Linked DNA regions of Homo sapiens: region 1 is linked to region 2. Evidence: chromatin loops called from intact Hi-C (ENCODE). Cell type or tissue: GM12878. All regions are shown on one strand. Each heading gives the region's core, and the rest is flanking DNA. Links, peaks and the distances in the headings are about the cores only. Region 1 overlaps ATXN1 (ataxin 1). Region 2 overlaps ATXN1 (ataxin 1).

Region 1 (16,040 bases), core at 2,633-10,632, 54 kb before region 2:
TAATACTTGTTGTTATGCTGATATGATAATATGCTAATAATATGCTAAGGAATTTTCCCAATTCATAATCTAAAGCAAAATTAACTAATATATGTTCTGTTATGGAAATTCACCTAAATTGCACCAGCAGGTGTATTCATCCCGCTAATACTAACACTCTGTTACTAGCTCCACTGTGGCGTTTCCACTGTAACGTGGTGGTGTTGGTGCTACTCATTGTGACAGTGTGGTGTCCCAAAGAGTGAGCAAGCCTCGCCAACGCTTCCTTAAAACTCTTACTGATGGAACTACCATGTTTATATAGCAAGAATATTAGAGAAAGAAGAGTCGAGAAAGGATTCCACAACACACATCTAGTCTTTTCCTCTCTTAGCTTTTAGGGTCAACACTACCTTTCTCTTGGAAATGAGAAGGGGAGAAAACCTTTTCCACTATTCTGAAAAGAGGGTTTTAAAAATTCTCTCAGGTCGCCTAAGCTGGAGGGGCTTTATGACAGCACTAACCAGTAGGTCAAAAAGGAAATTTATTTTTTCCCATCATAGGTTCCTCTCTACACAGAGAATGCAAAACCGTAATTCTTAAGAGTTCCTCAATGATTATTCACTTTTGTTCTTACTTCCATATTTCTCTAGTAAAGATTTAAATATTTAATTTTGTAGACTCCTGAAATAACTGCTTCCAGATAGTATATTTACTCAGAATATTATTTAAATGCATTAATGCTGACATTGTTAGAAAGGGGAGAAAACTCAACATTTTCCGGCAGAAATCATTGTAAAATGTATTATAAAATTTCCTCCCTTCCTAAGTAGAGTGCTACTATATAGTGAATATAATTTAACTTTTTTTCTTGGAGACTTATTGTCATTTCTGTGAAGTTATTACCTCGACATAGTAGCGTCCTGATGCCTCAAAAGCTCATAATTCTTCTCGATGCCACAGCCTCTGTCCTATCTACTTGTCTTGGTTGTCATGTCTTCAATCTCCTTTCATATTTGCCTATATCTGTAAACTTAAGAGAAACCAGATAATCAATCTGATAAAATCACTAAGCTGAATCATATACATTAATTCTCATTCCTAGCTCTCTCCACCTAGCCAGTGTGGCCTGAGGCATTCATAGCCATGTTCTGAGTGGTGAAGGCTAAGAGAGCCCAGGAGAGCTGTCCAGGGTTAAATAAGACATTAATATATAAAGTAAGGACTGTCGGTATACGTGATATTTATATGTTATCATATTACATTTTATTTATTTATTTATTCATTTATTTATTTGTATATATAGAGAGAGAAACAGAGTCTCACTCTGTTGCCCAGGCCAGAGGGTAGTGGTGCCATCATAGCTCACTGTAGTGTCGAACTCCTGGGCTCCAGTGATCCTCCCGCCTCAGCCTGCTGAGTAGCTAGGACTACAGACTTGTGCGACCACACTTATTTTTTGTTTTTAATTTATTTTTTGTAAAGACAGGGTCTCATTCCATTGCCCAGGCTGCATTTTTAAGTTTAGTAACTGCCCAAATGGACATTGGGTAAAATAAAAATAAATACAGTCACTTCTCTTCTTAAATCATTCACCTCTCAAGATGAAGGTACTAATAGGACATTTTCTAGAACTTCAGTGTTAACCACAGCAAGGAGGAAAGACAGGCCTGTTAGATGTAGACTAAGAACTTCAGAAGCTGTCTCCGTCCTAGGCTGGGCCCAGGGCTCTAGAATTGTCCCACACACCTGGTGGGCTTGCTTGGGTACTTGGGTGGTACCTGGGAGATGATGACCTGTTCATCTTCAGCTTCTGTTATTCCAGGAAACAGAGGTAGTCATCTGGATACTACAGGTTTGCCAGCTCTGCTACTTCTGCTTCTACTGCAGGAGGAGGAGCTATGGAATTTTTATGCATGCATCAAAACACTGACTTGGCTCATAAGACTGCTTAAAAGACAGAGTGATAAATTACGCCTTGTTTCTCATGAAACAGATTTTTCCCAAAAGTAGAAATACTAATTTATAATGTATCCTTTTCAGAAAGATTGTAAGTCTAAGTTTCTCAGAGAAACAGTGTATGTGATGGCAGGACCCCAGTAAAGTCCAAAATATCCCATAATGGCCTTAGGACCATGCCCATCATAGTCTCCATAGAGCCATGGTCCCCAAGAGCCATGGTGCCCAAGAGCCACCACTTCAGTGGGTGGTAGGTGGTTGTGAAGAATGGTCACTGTGGTTCACAGAATAACAGTGACAATTGTGAATAGAAGCCAGTCATTACCTAACTGATAAAATGAGTGAGGCTAGCAAAGGGCCTGACAGGAAGTGAAATCACTTACTGAAGTGGTGGTAGAGTACGCAACCAAGAACTAAGAACAGGAGGGAAGTTAACCCTAGGGAGAGTTCGACTCCACTTGAGGAGGAACATTCTGGCAATCAGGACTGTCTAAAAATGGAACAAGCTGATTGATTTAGCAGTGAAACCTCTGTCACTGGAGATGTTCAAACAGAGGTAGTAGGACCCTCTTATCAGGAATTCTCCAGAGAGGAGATGTGAGTTGGATAGAAGGTTATTGTAGACGACCACTTGTTTCTCTCTCAGCTCTGAAATGTAGTCCTTAAGGCTGACGTGTGTTTCCCAGTTTCTAATCGGAAAAGATAACATAATCTACAGTGTTGAAATAATTTAAACAAAGTAAATAACTGTGCTTTTACAACCATAATACGGTTTAGCCTTTCATTATTTTGTTACGTTCCTCATTAACATAGACATAATTTCTTTTAAAGAAGGGACAATTGTGACGAGCCTGGGCAACATGGTGAAACCCCACCTCCACTAAAATACAAAAAATTAGCTGGGCGTGGTGGCACACACCTGTAATCCCAGCTACTTGGGAGGCTGAGGCAGGAGAGTTGCTAGAACCAGGAGGCGGCGGAGCTTGCAGTGAGCCAAGATCACACCACTGCACTCCAGCCTGGCGACAGAGCGAGACTCCGTCTCTTAAAAAAAAAAAAAAAAGAAAAAAAAAAAAGAAGTGACAAAACTTACCCAGTAAACTAAATGTTAATTTCCTCTTCTCAGGAGCATAATACTAACTTACTCCTCTGTTTTTATATTTTTGAGTACTGATAATCGGATAGTGATATATTTGTGTTATTTTTTGTTCAAACAATTGAATTCATTCTTAGCAAGAACAAAAGTCTATTTGAAACATGTAGGCATCTTAGGTAGATTAAATTTTTCATTGTTTCAAGTTTTGACTTTTGTATTTCTGCACATTAGTGATCCTTGAAGATTAGGCAAGGCCAAGTTCTTTTGACTTTTATAATTAGTGTGTCGGAATCCCAGTTTTTCCTACCCTAGGGTGGACTGTATTTTTTACAATTAACTCTGTGAAGGGTGACTGGGGGTGGACTGGTGAGGAGAGGCTTCCAGTTACCAGAGAGCCTGTGACTTACTCTCTGTGCTTTTCCTAGGTCACCAATTTTCAAAGAATTTGAGTATAATTAAATACACTTCATAATAAACTAGGCTGAACATAATTTAATCTTTCCCTGAAGGTACTTCAGAGTCTTGGAGTGCTTTAGGGCCATGATGAGCATCAATTATGTTCTCACGGTGGGTGTGCAGAAGGAGGTAGTTAATAGAGTTCTGTTTGATCAAGTCCTGGGTGACTGGACATGTGTTCTGTTATGATTAGCAGTTCAGTGTCCAGGTTTTGGAACTGATGCTTAGTATTAAATTCTCAGGCAGGAGAGAATGGAATAGAGATTGACCTCTTTGGCTTTGAGAGGCTGAAAGTTGATGACGATAATTCACATGTACATGGTATATATAGCACTTTTTAGCTTCCAAAGCCCTTTCACATACCTTGTCTTCCATTGCTTGTTTCTTGTGATGTTCTGGAAAGGAAGCAAGGCCGCTGGTATCCCATTTTTACAGATGAGGACAGTGGAGCTCAGGAAGCTTGAGGGACTTGCCTAAGCTCATACAGTAGATCAATGGCGGAGACCACTGGACTTCAAATTCAGTGCTCTTTTTAGTATTTCAAAGGATACTAAACATTTGCTCACATCTCTGATGTTCTTTGTGCTGTATGTGTAGTAACTCATTTAATCCTCACAGTGGCCCTGTTAGTAGGTAGATATCAGTTCTTCTGGTACTATTACGATTCTCATCTTCAGAGCTGAGGCCACTGAGAGGCACAGAGAAGTTAGGGCATGCACTAGTGAGTGGCGGAGCTGAAATCTGAACTTAGAGCTTTGGCTCCAGAGCCCATGCACTCCACCATTATGCTACATGGCTACTCAGTGTACAGATACACTGAGCTTAAGTAGAGGAGAAAGCTTATCTATCCATATCTTCCCATCTGCAAAGACCTCTGCCTGTATGGGAGGTCTGGGCTCGTTCTGACTAAGGTTTTGAACCCAGATCTGCCAATTTGAGATCTTGGGCCCATTACTTAGCCTGAGCTTCAGTTTCCACATCTCTAAAGTGAAAATATAGAACATGGAATGTACCTGTAAGAACACAATGGAATACAGGTAAAGTGCCCAGCACACTGCTTATTCCTTAGCCTTCATGTTTTAGAAAGTGGTTGCTATTGTTTTTGTTGTTGGTGGTGGCGGTAGTGGTCTTCTTCTTATTATTATTTATATATTTACAATGGCCAAAATTATATGAAATGTTTTCCAAAAATTAGGTATTTGTACCCTTCATATGAATGTGTGTGTTAATTGGGTATAATTGTCTTTCTTGAGTCTTTAAAATAGACAAATCTTTTGATTACATTTGTTAATATTATTGTACCTACCTATATCTGACTTGACTTACAATTTTACTTCATTAAATACATAGCAAGTCATCTGAGAACCCAAAGTAATCATACAGATTACTTGCCATATAGTTAATTTGTGACTGTGATATGGCTGCTAAGGTAGAGGTTTGAATTTAAAAGCACAAAGAAAAATGTTTACTTCAATGGTTACAAATAGATTAATCATATAAAGTACATATTTGCAGAGTCTCGCTCAGTCGCCCAGGCTGGAGTGCAGTGGCATGATCTCGGCTCACTGCAACCTCCGCCTCCCAGGTTCAAGCAATTCTACTGTCTCAGCCTCCTGAGTAGCTGGGACTACAGGTGCGTGCCACCACGCCCGGTGTATTTTTAGTAGAGATGAGGTTTCACCATATTGGCCAGGCTGGTCTCGAACTCCTGATGTCAGGTGATCTGCCCGCCTCGGCCTCCCAAAGTGCTGGGATTACAGGCTTGAGCCACCACACCCGGCCTATTCTAAGGCTTGTTCTAAGGCTCACAGATGGCACCTTCTCTGTGTATCCTCACATGGTGGAAGAGGCAAAGCAGTTCCTGGGGGAGTTCTTTGATAAAGGTGCTAATTCCATTCAAGAGGGCACCTCCCAAGGGCTCCACTCCCTAATACTATCACGTGGGGAGTTAGGATTCGACATGTGAATTTTGGAGGCACACAGACATTCAGGCCAAGGCATAAACAGTGACCACTTTTGTTCTGTCTGTCCACACACTGCCTAGAGCTTCCATTTATTTCAACTACATTTGCTTTTTTCTTATTTATCTGTTCAGAGTATCTTCTCAGTGGCTATTTATTTACCACCCTTTAACATGTTTTCTTGACATTGTACTTCAGCCTGTATATGCTTTGCAACTCAGGAACTATGCTGGCTTAACTAATAGTACCTACTTAACAGGTGAAACTGACAGTAACAGCTTAATAGGTGCTTTCCATTTTTAACATACCTCAGCTTTTTATAAATACAAAAAACTCTCAATCTTTTAATGTGGTTTTAAATTTTAAACAGGTCTTCTTTCATTTTCCTTTACAGAAAACTGTAATACTGCATATGCATTTTCAAACTATGCATATTTCTTCTTCATTCCATGTGGAAGTTTTTATTCAGCCTTTCAGTAAATTTTACTTAGCTTGTCCCATGGATGCCGTAGGTGTAAGGAATATGATAGTGAACAAGACAGACAGAGCTCCTCCCCTCAGGGAGCTTTGCCATGATACACGATGATGACAATGATAAAAGGAGCAAATAATGATTTGGGACCTGATTCCAAAGGGATATTTCTGCGACACTTACAATGAAATTCCAACCTGGCACCATCTTTTTCACTGCAGAATGCATGAAGGTGGTTGCATCATGTCATTTCGACATGCATTTAAATGTAATGAAAGGCACAAGTAGTGATTGCAAACACTACAATAAGTTGCTTGTTGACTCTCTTACTGTCTTCCTTCTTATCTCCCTTTCTTCCTTTGTCTCATTCTCAGTTTTCAGAGCTTAGTCATTATTTCGTAATCCTCTCCTAAAATGAAATCTGGGGCTCTAAGGACAGGAGGCACAGGTTGTGTTTGAACAGCATCATCGTGCTTTATGAAGGGGATTGGAGGGGAGATTCTGCCCCACAGTATGGTCAGGTCTCGCTCCAGGCAGCACTGACTACATTGGTGCTGGTTGGGTAACTGTGGCTCGGCAGGTCACTCTCCCTCTTTCCACCTCCGTTTTCTCATTATTAGTAGAAGTCGAAATAGCATGGTTTTCTAAGGCCTCTGCCAATCTACAATTCTGTGATTCATATGTTCCTAAACACTTGAGTTACTTTTTCTCAATAAATGGAAATATATTTTCCAATGAGGCTGGAAATACATTTTCCAATTATCCTCTCCCCTGGTTTATAACATATCATCAATGTGTTGGGACTTCTAACACTGCTTCTGCTGTAAGCCCATCAAGAGGTTAATTACCTTTGAAGAATGAGGAACTGCTGGAAAAGAACTGTAAAACCTTCAAGAGAACTTTGGAGTTAATCCCTCTGGTAATAGGAATCAATGTCACTCACACATCTAGTTGCCAGTGGAGGAGGAATAACAGCACTGGGCCAAGTAGACTTGAAGGAAGGCAGGTTGCTGATAGAGTGGAGAGCTGAAGATTCTGAATCAAGCTCATCATGACTCTCTTCCTCCTCTTTGAGGCTACCCAATCAGAGCAAAAACAGTATTTTAAAAAACCTCAACTGGATGAGCCTGATGCAGTGGTGTGCTCATGCAGTCCCAGCCAAAGGGTCACTTGAGCAGAGGAGTTCAAGGCCAACTTGGGCAACATAGTGAGACCCCGTCTCTAAGACAAATAATAAACATCAAAATTAAAATTAAAAAAAACCCAACCCAGTGTTCCCTTCAGAATCCTGAGTGGTTTGTTTCATCTTCCTCTATTCTGGCTTGTGTCATCTTCCTCTCTTGTAATGGATAAAAACTCCAAATGAAGACAAAAATGAGGAATTTGTCAAAAAAATTGAATTGCCAACAAAAGCCATCTTTGGTTGATCAAACGGTACAGACGTTTCAGTTAGACAAGAGGGCTAAGTTTCTGAGACCCATTGTACAGGATTATTAATATTATTCATTTTTAGCCCTCATAATAAGGTATTATAAATGTCAAGATTGCTAAAAGAATACGTTTTTAAATGTCTTCATTATAAAAAATAAGTATGTGAGGTGATGGACATATTAATCAGCTTAATATAATCATTTTATAGTATATGTAGCTATATCAAAACATCACATTATAACCCATAACTACATGCAATTATTATTTGTCAATTAAAAATACAAATCTAGGCCAAGGTGGGAGGATCCCTTGAGCCCAGGAGTTTGACAGCAGCTTGGGCAACATAGGGAGACTCCATCTCTACAAAAAAAAAAAAAAGAAAAAAAAAAGAAAAAAAAAGGAAGGAAAAAAAAGAAAAAATTGACTGGGTGTGGTGGCTCTTGCCTGTAGTCTCAGCTGCTCGGGAGCTGAGGTGGGAGGATCCCATGGGCCCAGGAGTTTGTGGCTGTAGTGAGCTATGATCATGCCACTGCGCTCTAGCCTGAGCAAGAGAGTGATACCCTGTCTCAAAAGTAAAAACTTACAACAATATAAAAAATAAAAATTTAAATTATAAAAAGCCATCTTCTTTCCCACTCCTTCCCATTTTGATACAACAGTCCCAGACCCCAGACTTGCTTTCCTCATGAGTCATGCAGACTCAAGTATTGCAGTTCCAAAACACTGCCTGACTCACCAGCTCCATCCAAAAGAGTATGTATTGTCTTCATATGCCAGATAGGAAATTCCTGCTGCATATAGGAAAAGCAGTGTGTTTAAATACATGGACACACACACACATACACACACACAGAGTACACATATACACATCTGCATATACACGTACACATATGCGCACATATTCATACTATATATGTACATACACATGCAATACACATGTATACACACCACACACACACATACACACACATGCATCTCCAAGTCTATTTCCATGCTTTTTTTCAGTAAAGCACCTAGACAAAGGAGAGAGATGTCTAATCAGGTTTTGGTGGTTGTCAGGGATATCATAAATGAGAATCTCAAGTTACTAAACTTGATTTCACAAAATAGTTTATTGGTAGTTTTAGAATGGCATTGCATTTTAGGCAGCCCCAATTGTAAATAAGTGAGCCGGGTAAAAGCAGATTGGATGTCACCCAGAATATTTTCTGGAAAGGGGACATACACAAAATTCTCTCTTTGCACAATTACCCTGTTTTGGGTTTGCAATATTATGTTGAGCAAGGCTGGCTATTTTCCACCAACAGGATGTTACAGCTTGTCAAAAGTTATTCAACCTATAGTGTTAAGCAGGTACTTCATCATTACTGAATTTGGTTGATGCTCTATGGAGAAAGCCAAAGTTAGGAGTTTTGTCTGTCATTGAGGTAGAGACCCTCAACTAGGGAAGCTTTGAACTGTTCATCCAGCTGGTATTCTGTACCACCTTGCCTCTGGAGTTGAGCTTAGAACCCTACTTCCATTTTTTCTGTCACTTCAGGGCTGTTTCAACTATTGTTTCTTCATTTACTTATATCAAGTGTGTTTTCTCAATTCATAAGCATGGGAGACCCCAAGAGACAGATATCGCATTAGTCCTTTTTTGTTTGTTTAGCAGGAAGGTTTTTAAGTAAAGCTCCTAAATGATATGTCTCATTCTCATGGAAATTCATCAATATTGTTTTACTGTCTCCTATCTGGTTACTTTTTATTTTAGGTAACCACTGTGATACAATATACACAAGTCCCTGGATCATGAAAATAAATTGAAGAGCTAATGTTAATAGTAAGTTCTCAACCAGGGGTTATGCTGGAACCCAGGATACATAACCCACAGGAGGGCCCTCCGTGAACTCAGTTTTCATGGAATTGTCCCATACCTTCACAGGTAGAAGCATGGCTATGTTAAAAGTGGCCAATGAAAGTATAGTTTCTTTATGCCTTATACTTTGTTTGGTGAGGATTTCTGCCAGAGGTGTTTGTTTCCTTTAGTTTTCTGGTTGCTATGATTTTATACAGCTTTGGTGACCTCTATGAGTACCAGATAAAGTTAGGTATGATAAAGGCACAAAAAGACCGTAGAAGCCATTTGTATTCTAAATATAAATATACAGACTAAATTTGTATGCATTTGTGTCTTCATTCTTCACGGTGCTGTATCCTCCGTGTGTGTGTGTGTGTGTGTGTGTGTGTGTGTGTGTGTATTTCTTCTTTGATTCCAGGCTGCTTATACGAAAATGCTGATTCATAGTGTCACTGTCTTTTCTTTTTCCTGCGAAATTCTAAATCCGTTTCTAAACTTTTTCTACAACTCTGAGTTTAATCTCTCTAAAGTTTTTTTTTTTCCCTCTTGCGGACACAAGGCACTTTGCTTTGTTTATGCTAATAAATGTCAGACTAGCCCCCAAAAATTAGAAGAAATGCCAGTAATTTCAAAGGGCTCTTGAGCATGATTTTTTTTCCTGTTTCTTAATACATTGTACTTTTCAGAGTTTAAGTTTAGGTGCATGTAGGTGGTATTAGAAGATTCTTAGATTTTATTGGTAGCATCCAGACAATCTTGTCATCACCCGATATATATCACCTCTATGTGGTAGACCCTTGTGGAAATTTTCTCATCACGAAAGTCGAAAGTTTAATTTTGGAGAGGAAGAGGTTTTTCAGATACATTAAATAGGTTTTGCTACAATAAGGTGAGATGGTACTTTCAATTGAGCATTTCTCATATACTAGCAAGCAGACAGCTTGGCCTCCTGGTTGTAATTACATGCCAATGGCTTGGTGCTTTTTATTTTAGAAGTTGAGTTCATCCTGAATTCTCTGAGCATATGGAGTAGTGCACTCTGATTGTTCCCATTAAGATTGTAATTCCATCCAAGGCTTATAGTGTCATTGTAAACACTAGATGGAATTACAGCCCCATGCACATTTTGGAAGACTGCATTATTCATTGAAATACTTTATAAAGTTAAATAATTTTGTAAATATGCTCCAAGTTCATGGGACTTAGATAGAAACATAATCCTGGCCACAAAGGAGGTTCTCAGTAAATATTTCTTGTTTATTTGATGGACTTTCCTTATATCTTTAAATAAACTGTATTTTTAAAAAGTGTAGAGAGGTTATACTTAAATATTTGTAGGACTTTAAAAGATCTTGCCTTGAAATGCTCTTACGGTTTCTTGCTTTTCATTGATGGAAAAATTGACTTCCCATATGAATATGTTATTTAATCTTTTCTGTTTCTAGCCTAGAGAGAAATACTGAGTAGCTCGAGTGGTCAAGAATCTTTATTTTAGGGACATCCGCATGTCCTAAGTAATTCCCTTCTATATAAATATCTCTTTTCGGCATAATGTGTTGCATGCCTTCAAGGTGGACCACTATGAGGTGAATAATTACACAACGGGAAGCCTGGCTGTCTCGTGGAATATTGGATGGATGGCTTTCTTATTGGTCTTAATTAGGACAGTGTTGTTAAGATAATTCACTAATTCACAGTGCGTTATCAGATTTGAAATGACCTCTTTTTTTTATACTACTTCGGAAGTGTATGTATACCTTTTAGGAAAGACCTGGAAGGATAAGTTGTATATTTTAGTATCTGATATGGTTTTAAAATTTAAGACTCTGTGTTATGTATGTTTTGGGATGACTATAAATAATCTGTGTAACAAGGTATTACCAAAAACCTTATTGCCTTTGCCACCATGCACTGCAAAATATAGTATCAGGAAGCGAAAAGACAATGCATTTTGAGTAATTTTTAGAATTTGCATTTTTGTGAATTGACATGTATGTATGGAGGACTTTTCAAAAAAAACAGAACTTTTCATTAAGAATATTCGGTATTAAGATATTGTTTTAAATGTCAGATATTTTTAAAATATATGAAACCATATTAATCACGTATTACTTATACTTTTTGTCCCTGGAAATATTCCATTTTTAAGAACAGAGATAACAAATAAATATACCAGTAAAGCTAAAGTCAGTGCTTTCTGCTCTTAAAATAATTTATTGAACGATAAAATGAATGTCTTTGCTTTGTGAAATTATATTTTTGTTTAGGACTTGATAATGCTTAGAGAACATTTTAGTTTTTACAGTTTAAAGAATGAATAATGACTGGTTCCTCTGCTCCCTGATTTGTTTCCATGTAGATAGTACTTCATTTTTATTACCTGTAAACATGTGTTAGCTTTATCAATTAGGCTCAATTGAATGAAGCATAACCCCCTGAAAGGCCTTGCCAGTAAAATAATAATAGTAATAATAATATTCTTTTCTTCAGATTCTAGCAGGGAGTACTGCTGGCTTTTATGTAAGAAGTCAACTTTAAAAGTGTTTTTGTGTGCGTGTGGTGTGGGTGCAGCAGCAATATTGTGTATTCCTTTCAAATCAAGATGCCTCATAGTCTGTGGGCGGGGGAACTCCCTAAGATGCCCTCACTAGTTACTCATTCATTTGTTCCTCCCCAGAAAGGGAAAACCCAATGCTCCACACTCCACTTATTCTGAATAATGGGGGCGGGGAGGTGGTGGCGTGAGGATGTCAGTGTCATTGGGCAAAAGCCTTCATTTTTAAAGTTTAGCAAAATGCAGTTTTATTGCTTTATGATCAGTGTGTATTACAAGCTAATATACAAATGGCATTAGTGATCAAAGTGGGATACTGATGTGGCAAAAATTTACAATACACTTAACAGATTGACCTGACATAACAGTGAAAGCATTTGAATTCCTTCCCACATAGTAAGTAACAAGTAATTTCTGGAGCCAGAAGTGGGAGGGTGTGTGTGTATGTGTGTGTGCATGTACGTATGTGTGTGTGTGTGTGTTGTCTGTAGAAGTTAACAAATATGTTAGTTCATTGACCATTTCTTTCGTTGTCCTAAAGAAAATTTCACTCACTTGTGCTTCTGATTTGTTTCCCGTGAAGTCTCTTATCACTCTTAGAACATGAAGGCGAATTAATGAAGAATCCTTAATTCTTCAAAAAAAAAAAACCAGCCCTAATTTAAGAAAGGAGACATTTAACTTGCTAATAAGATCCTAAAATTTTATAGGTTATATAATACATTCAAGGAAATTGAATTATATATTCATTAAGAATACATTATCTCTATTAGCAGAGAGTAAATGATTGAGGTTTTACTGAACGCTAAATGCTCAGAAAGTAAATGCAAAGACCATCACTGGTTGAGCACGCTGGGAACTGGGTGGAAGTCTTAGGCCTGTCATTAACTGTTGTGCGGCCTTTGGCAAATAACCGAAGTTCTCTGAGCCTTAGGAAAATGAGGAAGTTGGGTTATATAAGTGGTTTTCAAATGTGGCTTCAGAAAACCCTGGAGAGCCACTGCACTCCAGCCTGGGCGACAGAGTGAGACAGGCCTCTGTGGAATTAGCCAAGGGTTTGGGTAAGGGGTGGGGCTGAGACCTGAGAATCTTTATGTTACAACAGCTATTAGGCAATGTCAGTTCACAGGACCACTAAATCAAACAATCCTTCAGACCACTTCCGACTCTCAAGTTTCAATAAGTCCCTAGAAAACATCATCCTTGGTCCACAGGAAGCAATCCAATAAGGAACTTGGTCTCCCATAAAGAATCCAATAAAGAAAACTTTAAAATGAGAGGAGGGTTATGGATTTGATCATCTCCAAGGACCCCTGTCAAGCAAGTCTAAGATCTTTCCAAAGGAGATCTGAGAAATATGTCTGTATCCCAAGAAGGTTTGACAATAGTCCCTGAAGTTTGGGGGATGACTTCTAGATATCCCTGTGCCTTCAAGCGTGATCATGGGCTGGATTTGTTGGCCCCATGGTCTGCCTCTGAGTCACAGACAAATGATGAAAAAAAGAACAATTTTCTGTCAGCATGCCAGACCAAGGGAGGGGCCAGGAGAAGAACCGTGAACCATGAACTGTGCCACTGCTGGAGGCACTGACAGCTCCTTGGCACCAGATGTGTGACCTCAACCCCTGCAGCTTGGGCACAGATAATATCTCAGGGCAGGGGATGAGGAATAGAGGAAGAAGGGAAAGTTGCAGGGATCCTGGAGTGTTAATACCCATGGTGGCGGCAGAGCAATTTGCCAGGAAGAAAACTCTCTGGTTAACCCTCCGGCACTAGTTGCCAAGCATGTTTGTACTAGAATGGAGTTCAAAGTTACAAACAGAGCACTGTCTGTTTTTAAGGACTCATATGAAAGGTTTGCTTGTCCTAAGCCTGAATCCAAGAGTCTGTCTGTCATAAACACTTTCAGGTAGCCCAAAAATCCCTTCAATGTGATCTCCAGAATAGGGGAAGACAAAGGACTCAGGTCTTCAGCTGTCTGATGAGGAGTGAGAAATTTTTCTAATGAACATCTCTGGCTTATGGATATTAAGGAGAGTTCAGTGTCAAAAGTTTCTGCAGCGTAGTTAACAGAGGTGGAAAGTTGAAATAACCTTAAAGGCACTGAAGCTGAGAAACTGCCCTCTTTATCCTAACAGCCACAGTTAGTTTTGGAACACTGTCCATGGAGAAGCTCAGGGCTGTCAATTTAGAAAGCAGCTGTGTGCTGGCCCATTGGGCACCATCTTTCTCTCATAGGTTGTTCTAGTCCAAGGTGAAGAAAGCTACATTTTGCTCTAAGCTAGACTGACATATGGACTTCTAGATTTGAACCCTAAACACAGGAGGAAGTGATTGATTGTATTACAAAAAGAATCTTCTTTGGTAAATAACTATTTTTTTTTTTAATGGCCAGATGGGAGAAAGCAAAAGATGCCTTTTCGTGGTGTTTTGGAAACCTAGATCTCATCAACTCCCTGGTTGGTTTTGGCGGTCAAGGCTTTTTATGCCAGAGCAACTGTGAGCCAGGTTTCTGAGGTTCTTCCTGACCCATGTTGGTAGCCTCTTAAAAATAACTGTCATTCCAAGTTCAGCTAAAATATATAACTCAACAAATAAATACATATAAAGCATATGAATAGAAGCGGGAAAGTGAGGATTAACAGACTGGAGAGTAAGAGTCTTGCCATGTAAAATACTATAAAACACTCTTAGGAAGTCTCTTGCTTATGTTATTACTTGTACAGTAAATGTGGAGACCTGGATCTCTTCCTCATGGTCCCTTATTTCTTGTTTTCCTGCTGGGAGGTTTCAAGTAGCTGATCCCTTGCACATGTACTTTAAAACTTCAATTATATTTGTCACTGGCTTATCATGGGCAATGTATGTGAATGTGACTAAGGGTCCTGATAAATTAAATGCCACTTTTACATGTTCCTTTCTTTTTCTTCTATTAGTGTTCTTTAGGACTTTGAATGGGAAATCCTCAAACATGTAAGTCTATGTGGCTTCAGAAAACCCCAGAGAGGCCAGGCGCGGTGGCTCACACCTGTAATCCCAGCACTTTGGGAGGCCGAGGCGGACAGATCACCTGAGGTCAGGAGTTCGAGACAAGCCTGGCCATCATGGTGAAACTGCATCTTTACTAAAAATACAAAAATTAGCTGGGTGTGGTGGTGCACACCTGTAATCCCAGCTACTTGGGAGGCTGAGGCACGAGAATCACTTGAACCTGGGAGGTGGAGGTTGCAGTGAGCTGAGATTGCATCACTGCACTCCAGCCTGGGTGACAGAGTGAGACTCCATCTCAAAAAAAAAAAGTTCTCCCCAGTGGCCTCTACTGAATTATCCAAGTGCTTGGGTAGGGGGTGATGCTGAGGCCTGGGAATCTTTAATAAGAAAGAAGAAGGGAAATTCCTTATGTTGGACCCAACATTGAGTGTGTTCAGATACAGATGTTGGCAGGTATGGGGGCATTCGGAAGGAGAACAGCGGCTAACCAAGCTAACTGAGACTGAGTTCAAGATTCGCTTCTGGTTCAGGGGGACTTTCGTTTTCAGGCTCTAATACATTCAGAAGAGCAAATATTGGTACTTTAATCATGCATCTTTTCCCCCTCAAGTTCTGTATCTGCCACGTGTATATTTTATTTGGCATTTAAATGCACAGTTCTTATAATTGCTGATAAATAGTCTCCATTGCACATTTTGCTGGCACTGTGGCCTCACTGTAAATGCTCTCTGTATGTTCTTGGGAAGTTGCATAATGGCAGTTACTCTAGTTTACTGTGCAATATGCTCAGTGACTAATGGCCTAATCATGACTTGAAAAATATATAAACAGTTCAACAGAAGCAGTTGATTCACTGAGCTCTTTCATCCAGACAAGGGTGAGCTAATGGGAATAAAAAAGACGGAGGTGTGCAGCAGCGTCTTTGATGTATTGAAGTTAGAGCATTCCCACAAATCCCATGCATTATTGCTCATTGATGGCGGATCCTTTTTCATATGCATGAGGCAGGAGTGCCAAATTATCGTCCTAATTGGCTCTGACTTGGTATTCCTTAATGTTCGTGTTACACTTGTTACAACTTTTTTCCTTTCCTCTAAATACTACTGACAGTAACAGCTTTGGAGAGGCAGGCTGTCACGTGGCCCCATGGCGTCACCCTACACTGCAGGCTTAAGTGTGGCTCTGGTCCTGTGCTCTGGTTTCTTGGGATAGAATTACAGCTGAGACTGTGCAGTGCGGACCTGCCTGGTTTACTTCAGGGGCATTGTTGATTGACACAGATTCTTGTTCCCTTGTCC
Region 2 (16,040 bases), core at 4,500-12,499:
TGGTGACCTCTACTTTCCTGGTGAGTGGCCACGTCAGTATCATCCCTTCCCGTTCCTGGCACCACTCTCACCCACTTTGGAGAGCCAGCATAGAGCAGCACGCTGTGTCTCAGGGACCAGGCTATCCATCAGATACCCTACTCTGAAAGTGTCCTTAATTTGATTTTTAAAATATATATAAATATATAGTGTGTGTGTATACACACACACACACACACACACACCATAAAATTTACCATAAATTTACCATTTTAACCTTTTTTTTTTTTTTTTTGAAACGGAGTCTTGCTCTGTCGCCAGGCTGGAGTGCAGTGGCATGATCTCAGCTCACTGCAGCCTCCGCCTCCTGGGTTCAAGCAATTCTCCTGCCTCGGCCTCCCGAGTAGCTGGGACTACAGGCGCATGCCGCCACGCCCAGGGAATTTTTGTATTTTTAGTAGAGATGGGGTTTCACCATGTTGGCCAGGATGGTCTCGATCTCTTGACCTCGTGATCTGCCCGCCTCAGCCTCCCAAAGTGCTGGGGCGTGAGCCACCACACCTGGCCCAGTTTAACCATTTTTAAGTGTACAATTCAGTGGCATTATGTACATTTCCAGTGTAGTGCAATCATCTCCACTATCCATTTCCAGAACTTTTTCATCATCCCGAACAGAAGCTCTGCATTCATTAGACAATAACACTCCATTCTCTCCTCCCAGCCCCTGGTAACCTCTATTGTACACTGTGTCTCTATGAAGTTTCTTATTTTAGGGACCACATGGAATCATACAATATTTGTCCTTTTATGTCTGGCCCATAATTTAATTTTTAATAACAGTGTTTCAAATATACTGTTCTTTTCCAAAGTATTTGTTATCAATACTTTATTATGTCAGTAATTATCAATAAGTTCTCATTCTAATTTCAGAAACTGGGTTGTATTGGAATATGGGCATAGAGAAGATACAGATTTTTTTTTCTTCTTAATAACTGAAGAGAATAACATTTATCAAACAAACGATCGAACTCTTTCTGAGACATAGTTTCATGTGCCTCTTTGGAGTTGATTTCCCCTCACTTTATTTTAACTCCTATTTGGCCCGAATTCTTCTCAGAATTTCTGCAAGCAGGCTCATAGTCCTGCGTTCTTCTCTTCTCTTTTTTTTTTTTTTTTTTTTTGGCAGGGTCTCACTCTTGTCTCCCAGGCTGGAGTGCAGTGGTGCAATCTCAGCTCACTGCAGCCTCGACCTCCGGGCCTCAAGTGATCTTCCTGCCTCAGCCTCCCAAGTAGCTGAGATTACATGTGTGCACGACAACACCTGGCTAATTTTTGTATTTTTTGTAGAGACGAGGTTTCATCATGTTGCCCAGGCTTGTCTTAAACTCCTGGGCTCAAGCAGTCTACCCGTCTTGGCCTCTCAAAGTGCTGGAATTACAGGCGTGAGCCACCGCAGCTGGCCAGGCTTACATTTCTGTAGTGCCTGTTAGGAAGAGTTCAGAATTTTTTAGACACAGGCATAGCTCAGAGATATTGTGTCTTTTTTTTTTTTTTTTGAGTTGGGAGTCTTGCTTTGTTGCCAGGCTGGAGTGCAGTGGCACGATCTCTGCTCACTGCAAGCTCCGCCTCCTGGGTTCAAGCCTCCCAAGTAGCTGGGACTATAGGTGCCTGCCACCATGCCCAGCTAATTTTTGTATTTTTAGTAGAGATGGGGTTTCACCATATTGGTGAGGCTGGTCTCGAACTCCTGACCCCAGGTGATCCACCCACCTCAGCCTCCCAAAGTGCTGGGATTACAGGCATGAGCCACTGTGCCTGGACACTCAGAGATATTTTGGGTTCACTTATAGACCACAGCAGTAAAGCAAGTATTGCAATACAGCAAATCACACAAATTTTTTGGTTTTCCAGTGCATATAAGTTATGTTTACACCATACTATAGTCTATTAATTATCCAATAACATTTTGTCTAAACAAAAGTACATACCTTAATTTTAAAATGCTTTATTGCTAAAAACTGTTAACGATCATCTTCATTGAACCATAATCGTTTTGTTGGTAAAGGGTCTTTACGTTGATGGCTGCTGACTGATTTAGGGAGGTGGTTGCTGAAAGCTGGGGTGGCGGTGGCAATTTCTTAAAATTAGACAACAATGACGTTTGCCACATTTATTGACTCTTCCTTTCATGAAAGATTTCTCTGTAGTATGCACCATTGTTTGAGAGCATTTTACCCATAGTAGAACTTTCAAAGTTAGAGTCAGTCCTCTCAAACCTGTCACTGCATCAATTAAGTTTATGTAATATTTCAAATCCTTTGTTGTCATTTTAACAGTGTTCACAGTATCTTCATCAGGAGTAGATTACATCTCATGAAACCACTGGTTTTTTTGTTTGTTTGTTTGTTTGTTTTGAGACGGAGTCTCGTTCTGTCACCCAGGCTGGAGTGCAGTGGCGCGATCTCGGCTCACTGCAACCTCCACCTCCCAGGTTCAAACAATTCTCCTGCCTCAGCCTCCTGAGTAGCTGGGACTACAGGTGCGCACCACCACGCTGGGCTAATTTTTTGTATTTTTAGTAGAGATGGGTTTCACAATGTTAGCTGTGTTAGCCAGGATGGCCTCTATCTCCGGACCTTGTGATTCCCCTGCCTCGGCCTCCCAAAGTGCTGAGATTACAAGCGTGAGCCACTGTGCCCGGCCATGAAACCACTTTCTTTGCTCCTCCATAGAGGCAACTCCTCATCTGCTGAAGTTTGATCATGAGATTGCAGCAATCAATTCAGTCACATTTTCAGGCTCCATTTCTAATTCTGGTTCTCTTGCTGTTTCCACCTCATCTGCAGTTCCTTCCTCCACCGAAGTCTTGAAACCCTCAAGTCATCCATGGGGGTTGGAATCAACTTCTTCCAAACTGATGTTCATGTTGATATTTTGACCTCTTCCCATGAATCAAATGTTCTTAATGACATCTACAATGGTGAATCCTTTCCAGGAGGTTTTCAATTTACTTTTCCCAGATCCATCAGAGGAATTACTTTCTGTGGCAATGATAGCCTTACAGAATGTATTTCTTAAATAAGAAGACTTGAAAATAAAAATTACTCCTTGATCCATGGGTTGCAGAATGGGTGTTGTGTTAGCAGGCGTGAAAACGACATGAATCTCCTTGTATATTTCCATCAGAGCTCTTAGATGAGTGACGAAGTGCATTGTCAATAAGCAGTAATATTTTGAAAGGAATCTTTTTCTGAGCAATTAAGTCTCAACAGTGGGCTTAAAGTATTTAGTAACCCAATGTGCTTTCATCCAGGCTTTGTTGTTCCATTTCTATAGCACTGGCAGAGTAGATTCAGCATAATTATTAGGGCTCTAGGATTTTTGGAATGGTAAATGAGCATTGGCTTCAACTAAAGTCACTAGCTGCATTTGCCCGTAACAAGAGAGTCAGCCTCTCCTTTGAAGCTTTGTAGTCAAGCATTGACTTCTCCTCTCTAGCTATGAAAGTCTTAAATGGCATTTTCTTCCAATAGAAGGCTGCTTTGCCTACGTTGAAAAATCTGTAGTCACCTTCATCAATGATCTTAGTTAAATTTTCTGGATAACCTGCTGCAGCTTCTACATCAGCATTTGGAGAAGATTTCTTTCCTTAAATCTCACGAACCAACTTCTGCTAGCTTCAAACTTTTCTTCTCCAAGTTCCTCACCTCTCTCAGCCTTCATAGAAGTGAAGAGAGTTAGGGCCTTGATCTGGATTAGGCTTTGGCTTAAGGGAATGTATGGCTGGTTTGCTTTTCTATTCAGACCACTCTAACTTTGTCCATATCAGCAACAAGGCTGTTTCACTTTCTTACCATTGATGAGTTCACTGGAGTAGCACTTTTAATTTTCTTCAAGAACTTTTCCTTAGCATTCACAGCTTGGCTAACCCTTCAGTCACAAGAAGCCTGGCTTTTGACATATGTCAGCTTTCAACATGCCTTCCTCGCTAAGCTTAATCATTTCTAGTTTTCTTATTTAAATTGAGAGGTATGTGACTCACTCTTCCTTTCACTTGAATGCTTAGCGGCTATTTTAGGGTTATTAATTGGCCTAATTTCAATATTCTTTTTTTTTTTTCTTTTTTGAGACAGAGTCTCGCTCTGTCACCCAGGCTTGAGTGCAGTGGCACGATCTCTGCTTACTGCAAGCTCCGCCTCCCGGGTTCACGCCATTCTCCTGCCTCAGCCTCCCGAATAGCTGAGACTACAGGCACCCGCCACTACGTCCGGCTAACTTTTTGTATTTTTAGTAGAGATTGAGTTTCACCATGTTAGCCAGGATGGTCTTGATCTCCTGAACTCGTGATCTGCCCACCTTGGCCTCCCAAAGTGCTGGGATTACAGGCGTGAGCCCCCGTGCCTGGCCAACTTCAATATTCTTGTGTCTGAGGAAACAAGGAGGCCCGAGAGGAGGGAGAGAGAACAGCCAGTCTTTGTAGCAGTCAGAACACACATGACATTTACTGATTAAGTTCATTACCTTATATGGGGTGTGTGGTTCATGGTGAACAAAACAATTATAATAGTAACGTCAAAGAGCACTGATCTCAGATCACCATAACAGATATAACAGCGCAAAAGTTTGAAATACTGTATTACCGAAATGTGGCAGAGGCTCAACATGAGCACATGCTGTTGGAGAGGTGATGCTGGTGGAGTTGCTTGACACGGGGTTGCCACAGAACTTCAATTTGAAAAAAAAATGCAGTATCTGCAAAGGACAACAAAGTGAAATGCAATAAAATGAGATGCGCCTGTTGCATCTTTCAACTGATGTGTCCTTTCTTTTCATTAAAAAAAAATAACGTTCTGTCCATCTGCCTCTGTCCAACAACAGGCAGTCACATGTGATGCCTACTGTTGGAGAATTGGTGAATCATAGGCCTCCACTTCTGGTGCTATTACTCAGAGAAGAAGTATTTCTTTCTGCATAGAAGGAAACATTGTAATTTTACTGCAGCAATGAAATTGTAGTAGAGGTGAACATAATTCTTCTATTTACATCTTTAATGAGCCACAATTAAAAGTAGTGAGTTGGCATGTCAGAGTGAATGTGTTATTTTCAGATTTCTGTTAGAACAATGGCTGCTGCTGGTTGAAGCTGCACTTCCCTGGCCCCTTGGAGCTCCAAAAGCCTTAAGAAAGAAACCCAGGGGCCGGGCGCAATGGCTCAGGCCTGTAATCCCAGCACCTTGGGAAGCTGAGGCAGGCGAATCACCTGAGGTTGGGAGTTCAAGAACCAGCCTGACCAACATGGAGAAACCCCATCTCTACTAAAAATACAAAATTAGCCGGGTGTGGTGGGGCATGCCTGTAATCCCAGCTACTTAGGCGGCTGAGGCAGGAGAATCGCTTGAACCTAGGAGGTGGAGGTTGCGGTGAGCCTGTGTCTGGAGTTGGTTCCTTCCGATAGGTTTGTGGTCTTGCTGACTTCAAGAATGGAGCCACGGACCTTCACAGTGAGTGTTACAGCTCTTAAAGATGGTAGGGACCCAAAGAGCGAGCAGTAGCAAGATTTATTGTGAGGAGCGAAAGAACAAACCTTCCACAGCGTGGAAGGGGACCCGAGCGGGTTGTCTCTGCTGGCTGGCGTGGCCAGCTTTTATTCCCTTATTTGTCCCTGCCCATGTCCTGCTGATTGGTCCATTCTACAGAGCACTGATTGGTCCATTTTACAGAGTGCTGATTGGTCCATTTTACAAACCTCAAGCTAGCTACAGAGCGCTGATTGGTGTGTTTTTACAGAGCACTCATTGGTGCATTTTACAATCCCCTTGTAAGACAGAAAAGTTCTCCAAGTCCCCACTCGACCCAAGAAGTCCAGCTGGCTTCACCTCTCAATACCACTTCTGCATTTAATTATAGCCACCGACTAGCTGCACTATGATATTAATCTGGGCTACTTGCTTAGGAACCTGCAGATGGGTTTCCATAAGCTAGACATTGCTGCCTGATAAATGACTGTGGGATACAGGTTTTCCTGATGAGGTAGTAAAGCCACATATTGGAATTCATTTAACAGCTCGACAACATAATTTGTAAACATTTCTATTTAGTCACGTGTACTCAGCAAAAATGTATACTAAAGTGTTTACCATATACTTGGCATTGAAGGGAATTATAATGAAATATGTTGATCTTGGTCATTTATAGGTGTTCCCACCACTGTGATGTGTGCATGCATTGTGGGCCAGGAGGTTTTATCTGGAAGCTAGTGACACTTCAGCGTCAAGGCGTCTCGCTCCTGCAGGCCCTTTGTAAGACCCTGTACCTAATTTTATGTTGATAATTTTGTGCAGTTTTTTTTTTTTTTTTTTTTTTTGAGGCAGCGTCTAGCTCTGTCATCCAGGCTGGATTGCAGTGTTGTGATCTTGGCTCACTGCAGCCTCAACCTCCCAGGCTCAAGTGATCCTCCCACCTGAGCCTTCTGAGTAGCTGTGAGCAGATACATATGCCACCATGCTCAGCTAATTTTTGTATTTTTTTGTAGAGATGGGGGTCTCACTATGTTGCCCAGTTTTGTCTTGAACTCCTGGGCTCAAGCGATCCTCCACTTCAGCCTCCCAAAGTTCTGGGATTACAGGCGTGAGTGACCATGGCTGGCCTTTGAGATCTTTTCTTAAAGACCCTAACACCCCATACACACTCCTCTACCCCTTGACTAGTTTTATAAACTGCAGACCTCACAGACTGGATCCACCCCTGATTATGAATATGTTTAAACTGTGCATATGTATGCATTAATTAAAACATATTTATTTCTCTTTCATACTAGTATGTGAAATTCCAAAAAATCTGCTAGCCCACAAATTAGGAAAATTAAAGGGCTATGCCTACCTCTGCCAGCTGTTTCCAAGGAAATTTATATCTTGGACATTTGGCAGATAATAATATCATGTTTGACTGATAGTGATCATGTCCTAAATTTCCCAAACTGATGAGTCACAATCGTGATTCACATATTTCTGGGAATCGCCCCCCAACAACTTGCGATTTGCCTGGCGTAGCTGTAGTATATCAGAGTTTTTTAGGTGTTTAGCAGAACTGAACTATATAGCTTCTTGTCCCATGCCAATTCAAGAAAATTAATTTAATAGCTATTTTATGAAACATTTTTTCCTAACTCGACATGGATATTTTAAGGTGATTTTCCCTGCTAAGAATTCACTTGTTATAGGTGACTCTAATTGGAGAAACAGCTGTTGACTTCTAGTGTGCTCAATTAGTTTCTTTCTTCCTTTTTCTTTTTTTATTTTATTTTATTTATTTTTTATTATACTTTAAGTTCTAGGGTACATGTGCACAATGTGCAGGTTTGTTACATATGTATACATGTATCATGTTGGTGTGCTGCACCCATTAACTCATCATTTACATTAGGTATATCTCCTAAAGCTTTCCCTCCCCCCTCCCCCCACTCCATGACAGGCCCCGGTGTGCGATGTTCCCCTTCCTGTGACCAAGTGTTCTCATTGTTCAATTCCCACCTATGAGTGAGAACATGCGGTGTTTGGTTTTTTGTCCTTGCGATAATTTGCTGAGAATGATGGTTTCCAGCTTCATCCATGTCCCAACAAAGGACATGAACTCATCCTTTTTTATGGCTACATAGTATTCCATGGTGTATATGTGCCACATTTTCTTAATCCAGTCTATCATTGATGGACATTTGGGTTGGTTCCAAGTCTTTGCTATTGTGAATAGTGCCGCAATAAACATACGTGCGCATGTGCCTTTATAGCAGCATGATTTATAATCCTTTGGGTATATCCCCAGTAATGGGATGGCTGGGTCAAATGGTATTTCTAGTTCTAGATCCTTGAGGAATCGCCACACTGTCTTCCACAATGGTTGAACTAGTTTGCAGGCCCACCAACAGTGTAAAAGTGTTCCTATTTCTCCACTTTCTTCCTTTTTCAAAGAGTTCCTTTATTATTCCCAGGCCGTCGTTAGGTGTAAAAGCTAATTTAGTTTAGATTATTTTTTAAAGTGCACCTGGCATTCAAGCTATGACATTTCCTGTTGAAACAGCACTGCTATGACCTGGGAAGAAAAGATCCCAAGAAAATATAACTGAGGAATCAAATATTTGTCTGTATAAAAGGTTTCATATTAATTCATGATACCATTTATTAGTCACTTACCTTTTATGTTAGTAGCCATAAGGAGGTGTGATGGCATAGACTATTCAGGGCGAATGACAGTTGTCATGGGCAGAAGGTGCCCATGCATCAGGCAGAGCAGGGTGACCACAAAGTGGGGAGTGGCCAAATATACTTTGTCCTACTCAAGACATGAGGGCCTGTCCCAGTGGCTTGCTTGAGAACAAAGCTCATCCTGATGACTCAGCAGCCACAGTGAAGGGCTGCCTGGGGGCTGGGGGAGAAACAAGTAGGCAGATGAGGTCCAGTTGGAAACTAAATTGCTTTGGGAGGAGGAGAGTGGTCACACAATGTAGGTTTCAGTTCCGGCTGCACTGCTAATTTTGTAACCTTGGGAAAGTTACCAACCTCTCTGGAATCTCAGTTTCCTCCCCTATGAAGAAGAAAGCAGTAGCCCAGATCATCCTTGGAGGTTCCTTCCCTTCAGCTGTGACATTTTGCATTTGAAAGAGTAAGAGAAGTCACAGGACCATGGGAAAGGAAAACAGAAATGATGTAAGGGAGGCAGGTCATGGGGAGGGTGGTCAGGAACACAGGTTGGAAGTGCCCGTGGTGTCAATTCAGGTGTTCGGTGATCTCCACGGGCGAGTGACTTTTATTGGGAGAACTGTGCACTGCCTGAGGTTAGGGTTGTGCTCTGGGGAAACCGGAACCTTGAAAACACCTTGTAGGGAGCCGCGTTTCCCTTGCACGGACTGTGCTGCCTGTGCTTCCCCAGCACAGTGGGCGTCGTCGCTTTGTGTTTGTGCTGGCTGCTGTGCGGGGTTGCCTGCCTCCCCAGCCCACACCTGCTCAGCCTTCCTCCACTCATGTTTTCAGGATGCTTTTGGATGCTTCTGGCTACAGTGGATTTTCCTTCTCCTTCTGAAGCCCTTTTGAAATTATTTCTCTGCAGATTCAGACATATTTATTTATCTGGTCAATGTCCTGCCTAAAGAATCAGATAACGACTGTGTTTTTGCCTGAACTCACACATATGAATGAGCTTTTGTAAGCGGCAGCAGCAGTGTAGGTTTAGTTGGAGCTGTCTGAGCCCTTGTCAGGTTGCTACTTAGTTGTTTAGTTAGCTCTCGTTGAACTTCTGTCACATCCTCAGTTTCTGGGCAGTGTGTAAGAAGAGCTCCTTCTCTCTAGACCAGTGGTCCCTAACCTTTTTGGCACCAGGGACTGGTTTCATGGAAGACAGTTTTTCCACAGACTAGGGTGGAGCGGGGGATGGTTTTGGGATGATTCAAATGCATTTATATTCATTGTGCACTTTATTTATATTATTATGTTGTAATATATAATGAAATAATTATGCAACTCACCATAATGTAGAATCAGTGAGATCCTTGAGCTTGTTTTCCTGCAACAAAACGGTCCCATCTAGGGGTGATGGGAGACAGTGACAGATCATCAGGCATTAGATTCTCATAAAGAGGGTGCAACCTACATCCCTCACATGTGCAGTTCACAATAGGGTTCACGCTCCTATGAGAATCTCATGCCGTTGCTGACCTGACAGGAGGCAGAGCTCAGGTGGTAATTTGAACAATGGGGAGTGGCTGTAAATACAGATGAAGCTTTGCTCATTCGCCTACTGCTCACCTCCTGTTGTGCAGGAGGTCTGTAGCCCAGGGGTTGGGAACCCCTGCTCTAGAGCTTAATAATCAACTGGTGGAGACCAGTGCAATTGTAAACAAAAGTGACAAAACGATAGTAATAATGCCAATGGTAATGAAAGCTACAGACATTTTCAGAGTGCTGTGTCTCCAAGTACTGAGCTGAGCACTCTGCACTCATGAAATATGTATCCTCCTCACACACACACACGCAAAATAAATGTTTAATGGAATATTGATCAGGAAAAAAACAACCAGTAAGCAAAGTATTAATACATGCTACAACATAGATGAACCTCAAAACATCATGTGAATTGAGAGACCACATACTTCAATTTCATTTATATGAAAGGTCCAGAATAGACAAATCCATAGAGACAGAAGTTAGTTTGGGGGTTGCAGAGGCCGGAGGTGGGAGAGGAATGCAGAGTGACTGCTAATGTACACAGGGTTTCTTTTTTGGAGAAGAAAATCTAAAATTAGATTGTGATGTTGGTTTTACAAAACAGTGACTATACTAAAAAACATTTGAGTTATACACTTGAGTTATATGTAAATTAAATCTTAATAAAGCTGTTTTTTTAAAAATAAATGTTTAATTCTCAGAAACAACCCTATGAGGTAGGGAGTATTATCCTCCTACAGATGAGAAAACCGAGGCCCAGAAAAGAGGAGAACCTGCTCAAGATTACATATAAGGCATATGTAGGATTAACTTTTTCATTACAGAGAAATCCATGGTAGTGCTTGCTAAGTAAATGCTAAATCTATTGATTGCATGGATGCCAGAACTAGATGGGGTTAGTTTAGATGGATTAAGGGAGGAAGTGGTTTAAACTGTGTTTTCTAAGAAGAAAGAGTAGTGATTGTATAAAGAAGACAAAAGGGCATTTCAAGCTGGAGATAATTGCTTGTGAGAGTTAAACATCAAGAAACCAGACATCTAATAGGTTTGTTCAACTGGAGTGAAGAATAGCCTTTCATATGACAGGTAGGTAATCAGAAGCAAGTGAATTTAGAGTTATATTGTTAGCTGTAGTGCGGGCTTGCTGTAATTAGTAGCAGGCCGACACCTTGTAACATCTCTCTGGAGTGTAAAGACATATTTCTAACAGAAATGTGTTAGTCTGCAAAGCAAATAAGGTGCAAGCGTAAATGTCCTTTTTCCTTGGACTGTCTTTACCGAATGACATGAGCTTCACACCCTTGCCTTGAGCTGTCACTATCATTGCTTCACTTTCTATTAATTAGCTCGGAGCCTTGGTTCTATAGTCAACTTGAAACTGCTCTGGACATATTTGCTCTAATCCTCCTGGACAACCTGTGAGATGTGCCTTTTCCTACACTTCTGCCTTGCCCTGGCAGCCACATGACACACTCTCGCAAGGCAGGAACCTCAGGGAGGGGAGGTGGCGGTGTCTGTTGGCAAGTACTCAGCTCCCTTTGAGGCTGCAGATAGTAGGCATTGGTTAAGAGTTTAAACTTGGGCAAGAACTGGAAGCAAATTGGGAGGACCTGGAATTGTGGGTGCTTGGGGAAAAACATTACAATGAGGACTCATATGGGTCGTGTGGTCATGTTTGTTTCAAGGGCTTTCCCTTCCAAAACTGGAAAAGAAAACTGATAAAACAAACATTGGGTGGCATTTTTTTCTAGGCTTGTCAATGGGTGACTTGTTTGCCGAATTAATTAAATAATTAATTAATTACCTTGTTTATAATCTTCCTTGTTTTGAAAAGATTTATGGCAGTGCCTTAAATCTGTAAATCTACCCAACAAGAGAATCTTATGAAGTAAACAAGTTAACAGGTGAAACATGCCTCCTTTTAAATGTTTCTTTATAACAAAATGACCATATATCAATAACAGACTGTAACAATGCGTAGCAAATGTATTTATGTTTCTCATCTATTTTCCACTTTCAAAAATGTGCTTTTCCCTTAAACTCCAAATTGTCTTAACAATTTCACATTTTCATTTCTTTCTTTTCTTTTTTTTTTTTTTGAGGCGGAGTTTTGCTCTTGTTGCCCAGGCTAGAGAGCAATGACGTGATCTTGGCTCACTGCAACCTCCACCTCCCAGGTTCAAGCGATTCTCCTGTCTCAGCCTCCCAAGTAGCTGGGATTACAGGCGCATGCCACCACACCCGGCTAATTTTTTTGTGTTATTAGTAGCGACGAGGTCTCGAACTCCAGACCTCAGGTGATCCATTCACCTCTGCCTCCTAAAGTGCTGGGACTACAGATGTGAGCCTGGCCCAATTTCACATTTTCTAGGTTCTGTAGAGGTTCATGTTTGTGGCATGGTAATTCTTGTTTTTTGCATTTTTTTTTTCTTAACCCCCCTCCTGGCTTTTGGAGCACTATAAACTTAGCACTGGTGGGGCCACATCTTGACAGCGAGACCCTTACAGCCCCCAACCCCGCATCCCAGTGGGGCTTCATGATCTGGCCCTGCTGTGCTGGTGGCATGGCCCCCTCGGGGCTTAAGTGATTCTGGGTCATTGACAAGAATCTTGCCTGTGTGAATTCAAATCAAAACTTTGGAGAGCAAAGATTCAGTGTTTTCCTTCTGCCTAACAATCTCATGGAAAGCACAGTGGTACCTAGCATTTAGCTCATGTGTTCATTTAGCAGGCTCTAAGTCATCTTGTCACATGTCATCCTCATGTCAGCTCTGTGTGGTGTTGTCGACCCACGAGCAAACGTTGCAAGGTCCCCTTTAGGGTGACAAGGCTGATTCAGGATGTGTCTCACTGCCCCAGGAAGGATGCCTCTAACATGCGGAACATGGTGCCAGTGGCTGAGGGGATTAGTTGGGGAAGAAGAGTGAATAGGGAAAGGAGGTTGTTACATGATCCACCCCTCACTGGCCAGAGAGGAAAAGGAAGGCATCTCATTAAGAGCATTAGCTGTAGCCTCTCATTTAAACCTCCTCACTACCCCATGAAGTAAGCATTATTGCTTTTGTTTTACAGGTGGTGTGAGACAAAAGTGAAGGAATGAGACTAATTAATAATAAGAATCCATGCCCCACCATAGCTACGATGCAGTGGAGCATGGATTCTAAACCAGCTCTAACATCACATGCCCTATTTTCGAGCACTAGTGGCTTATTTCTGAGCTCTTCTCTTCCTCTTTCCTGTTGATGCTTGAGTTTTAGTTATATCATGGCAAATTGAAAAATTCTTCAAAAAACATACAGAGGAAATAAAGTGGTGGGATCTGAAACAAAACTCTTATTGATTAGCCATTCTAATGAAGATTTGTGGCTGAGATGGGAGTTTTGCAATCACCTTGGGATTTCAGAACCCTGCTTTTAATAATTAGAACTAAAGAAGGGAGAGTCCTATAGAAGTGTGGGTCATAAAACCAAGGATGTGAATGAGGAGTGGCAAGACAGGTATCCTGGAGACTTTATTTCAGTGAGACTTCTGGGGCAGAGTTGGGACTGATGGGGGACAAGTCAGCTTTGGAATGATACAGAATTTTTGGCTGTGACACCTGTGTGATTTTAGTGCTTTGCACCATATCAAGAGCTGAGCAGAGTGTGGCACCAATATTCAAGGGACTCAAGGGGCAAATATAGGTGTCAGTGAGTGAAAGCAGATAGCGAGATTTGCAATGCAGTGTCCAGGAGTGTCCATCTTTCTAGACCCATTTCTACTTATAAGATCACTGCATACCCTGTGAAACATTATATTCATGAAGCCACAGAGTTTGAGCCACTGTGTTTACGCTGCAAGTGGAAGGAGAGTGGGCATGGAGTCAGAAAGACTCAAGTTCAAATCCAGCCTCCATAATTTATCGTCTTTAAGACCCTGGGAAAGTTGACCTAAGCCTCTGTTTTCTCAGCTTTAAAACATGAATAATAATCCTGCCTCACAGGACTGCTGCACATACGGCAGTCAGCGCAGTGCCAGGCACACACGAGTGTCTTATTAGTTATTATTATTATCAACAAAGAGCATAGGTGATCCTTCTTATCATGATTATAAAAACTGTGGCTTACCAATGAAAGGGTCCTTCATAAGCCAACAAAGAGACATCCCTGAAATTTTCACTATAGCAGAAATGCAAATTATTACTGGGTACATTTCTGGCAGACACATGAGCCATTTACATAATGAAACCTCTCTAATATTATTTCTATTAATAGCAATACTTCTGAGTATCAATCTGACCATTTTGTATTTAGAATCATTCTCTCTGTGAACAGATTCCTTTTATTGCCATGTCGTCTTAATATCTTCTGACAAGTATCATTATCTCTTTGCTGCATATTCTAATGTTTATGATTGCATGAGTTTTAAAGTGTTCATTTACTACCTGAGAACCTCCATTTTAATAATGCATTGCTTTAATGTTGGTGTTTGGGAGGTAAGGTTGTTGCTTATTTTCTCAGATGCCGATTCACAGTTGAGCAGATGATGACTTGCAGGAGGCTCTCTTGACCTGTCATGCTCTGATATCATCAATGCATTGGAGTGGTCACTTCTGTTAGCTTTTCCTCCATGAATCCCCTGTTGATCAGCCCACTAAGTGACTCAGCATATGTCTGTGCACACCTTTGGACCACATTATCATCCACTCACTTAGGCCCTTGAATTTTTTTATGGGTATGTGGGCTATATTGCTAAGTGATAAGGCTGGTTCTGTAAATGGACCTCGCAACTTCAGCATAACAACGGTATGGCTAGTGTCCTCCTCTAGGAGGGACTCCCCTTGAGGGCAGATACAGGTTTTTCCTGTTTGCCTCAAGAGAGTCATACAATGCAGAAGTGCCCAAGTGAATGTTGGGTGAATCAGTGAGTGTAAGAGGGCACCCAAGGGAATGCCCACAGTTGGAAGGAAGTTGCCTGAGAGGAGGAGTCCTCAGACCCATTCTAGCTTTGTGATTCTGCCCGTACAGACATGATTTATATGACAGGAAAAACATGGCAGGCCCTTGGGAAGCATTTTCATCTTAACCTTTATAATATCTAATAAATGGGCAAGATGTTAAAAAAAATTGCCCTTTCCAGAAGAAGGTTATACAGACTCTAAGAAGGCAACATTAAGAAATTTTTGAATTTTTTTTTTTTTGAGATGGAGTTTTGCTTTTGTTGCCCAGGCTGGAGTGCAGTGGTGTGATCTCGGCTCACTGCAACCTCTGCCTCCTGGGTTCAAGCGATTCTCCTGCCTCAGCCTCCCAAGTAGCTGGGATTACAGGCGCACACCACCACGTCCAGCTAGTTTTTTGTATTTTTAGTAGAGACAGGGTTTCATCATGTTGGCCAGGATGGTCTCGAACTCCTGACCTCAGGGGATCCACCCACTTCAGCCTCCCAAAGTGCAGGGATTACAGGCATGAGCCACCTTGCCTGGCCGAAATATATATATTTTTAAAAAGGTTATTTTCATCCCAGCACTTTGAAAGGCCAAGGTGGGCAGATCACAAAGTCAGGAGTTAGAGACCAGCCTTGCAAACATGGTGAAACCCCATCTCTACTAAAAAATACAAAAACAATTAGCTGGGCTGGTGGCGAGTGCCTGTAATCCCAGCTACGCGGGAGGCTGAGGCAGGAGAATTGCTTGAACCTGGGAGGCGAAGGTTGCAGTGAGCCGAGATTGCACCACTATGCTCCAGCCTGGGTGACAGAGCATGACTCTGCCTCAGGGGGAGGCGGGGAGAAGGTTACTTTCAACCCCATGAAAAAGTGAGCAAAGGACATGAACAGACACTTTTCAAAAGAAGACATATGGCCAATAAGAATATGAAAAGCAGCTCAATATCGCTGGTCATTAGAGCAACGCAAATCAAAAGCACAATGAGATACTATCTCATACCAGTCAGAATGGCTGTTGTTAAAAAGTCAAAAAATAACCAGTTGGATGCTGATGAGGTTGCGGAGAAAGGGAACACTTATACACTGTTGGTGAGTGTACAAATTAGTTCAGCCATTGTGGAAGGCAGTGTGGCAATTCTGCAAAGAGCTAAAAGCAGAACTACCATTCGACCCAGCAATCCCATTACTGGGTATCTACCCAGAGGAATATAAATCATTCTACCATAAATTTAGACACATGCACGCAAATGTTCATTGCAGCACTATTCACAGTAGCAAAGACACAGAATCAACCTAAATGCCCATCAATGACAGATTGGACAAAAAAAATGTGGTACATATTACCATGGAATACTATGCAGCCATAAAAAAGGAATGAGATCATGTCTTTTGCAGGAGTATGGAAGGAGCTGGAGGCCATTATCCT

What was found. Peaks named below come from ENCODE experiments on the same cell type or tissue, not always from the same donor. Only the 100,000 strongest peaks of a DNase experiment are listed, where the experiment ranks them.
Region 1: it touches region 2 in a loop (2.0-fold over the local background); 4 of 110 quality-filtered maps call a loop at or near these places.

Annotation. Positions count from the first base shown.
Region 1 is chr6:16,681,214-16,697,253 of GRCh38, reverse strand. The region is part of intron 2 of ATXN1 (ataxin 1); the gene reads left to right. Among named protein-coding and RNA genes, the nearest start is that of ATXN1-AS1, 72 kb to the left of the region's middle. In GM12878, for the core only: no CTCF peak of the experiment used is centred there; a DNase peak (open chromatin) is centred at 6,525; H3K4me3 peaks cover 470 bases; H3K27ac peaks cover 1,328 bases.
Region 2 is chr6:16,628,748-16,644,787 of GRCh38, reverse strand. All of the region lies in intron 3 of ATXN1 (ataxin 1), which reads left to right. Among named protein-coding and RNA genes, the nearest start is that of ATXN1-AS1, 120 kb to the left of the region's middle. RefSeq lists an enhancer at 8,411-8,580. In GM12878, for the core only: no CTCF peak of the experiment used is centred there; a DNase peak (open chromatin) is centred at 8,507; H3K4me3 peaks cover 1,089 bases; H3K27ac peaks cover 1,201 bases.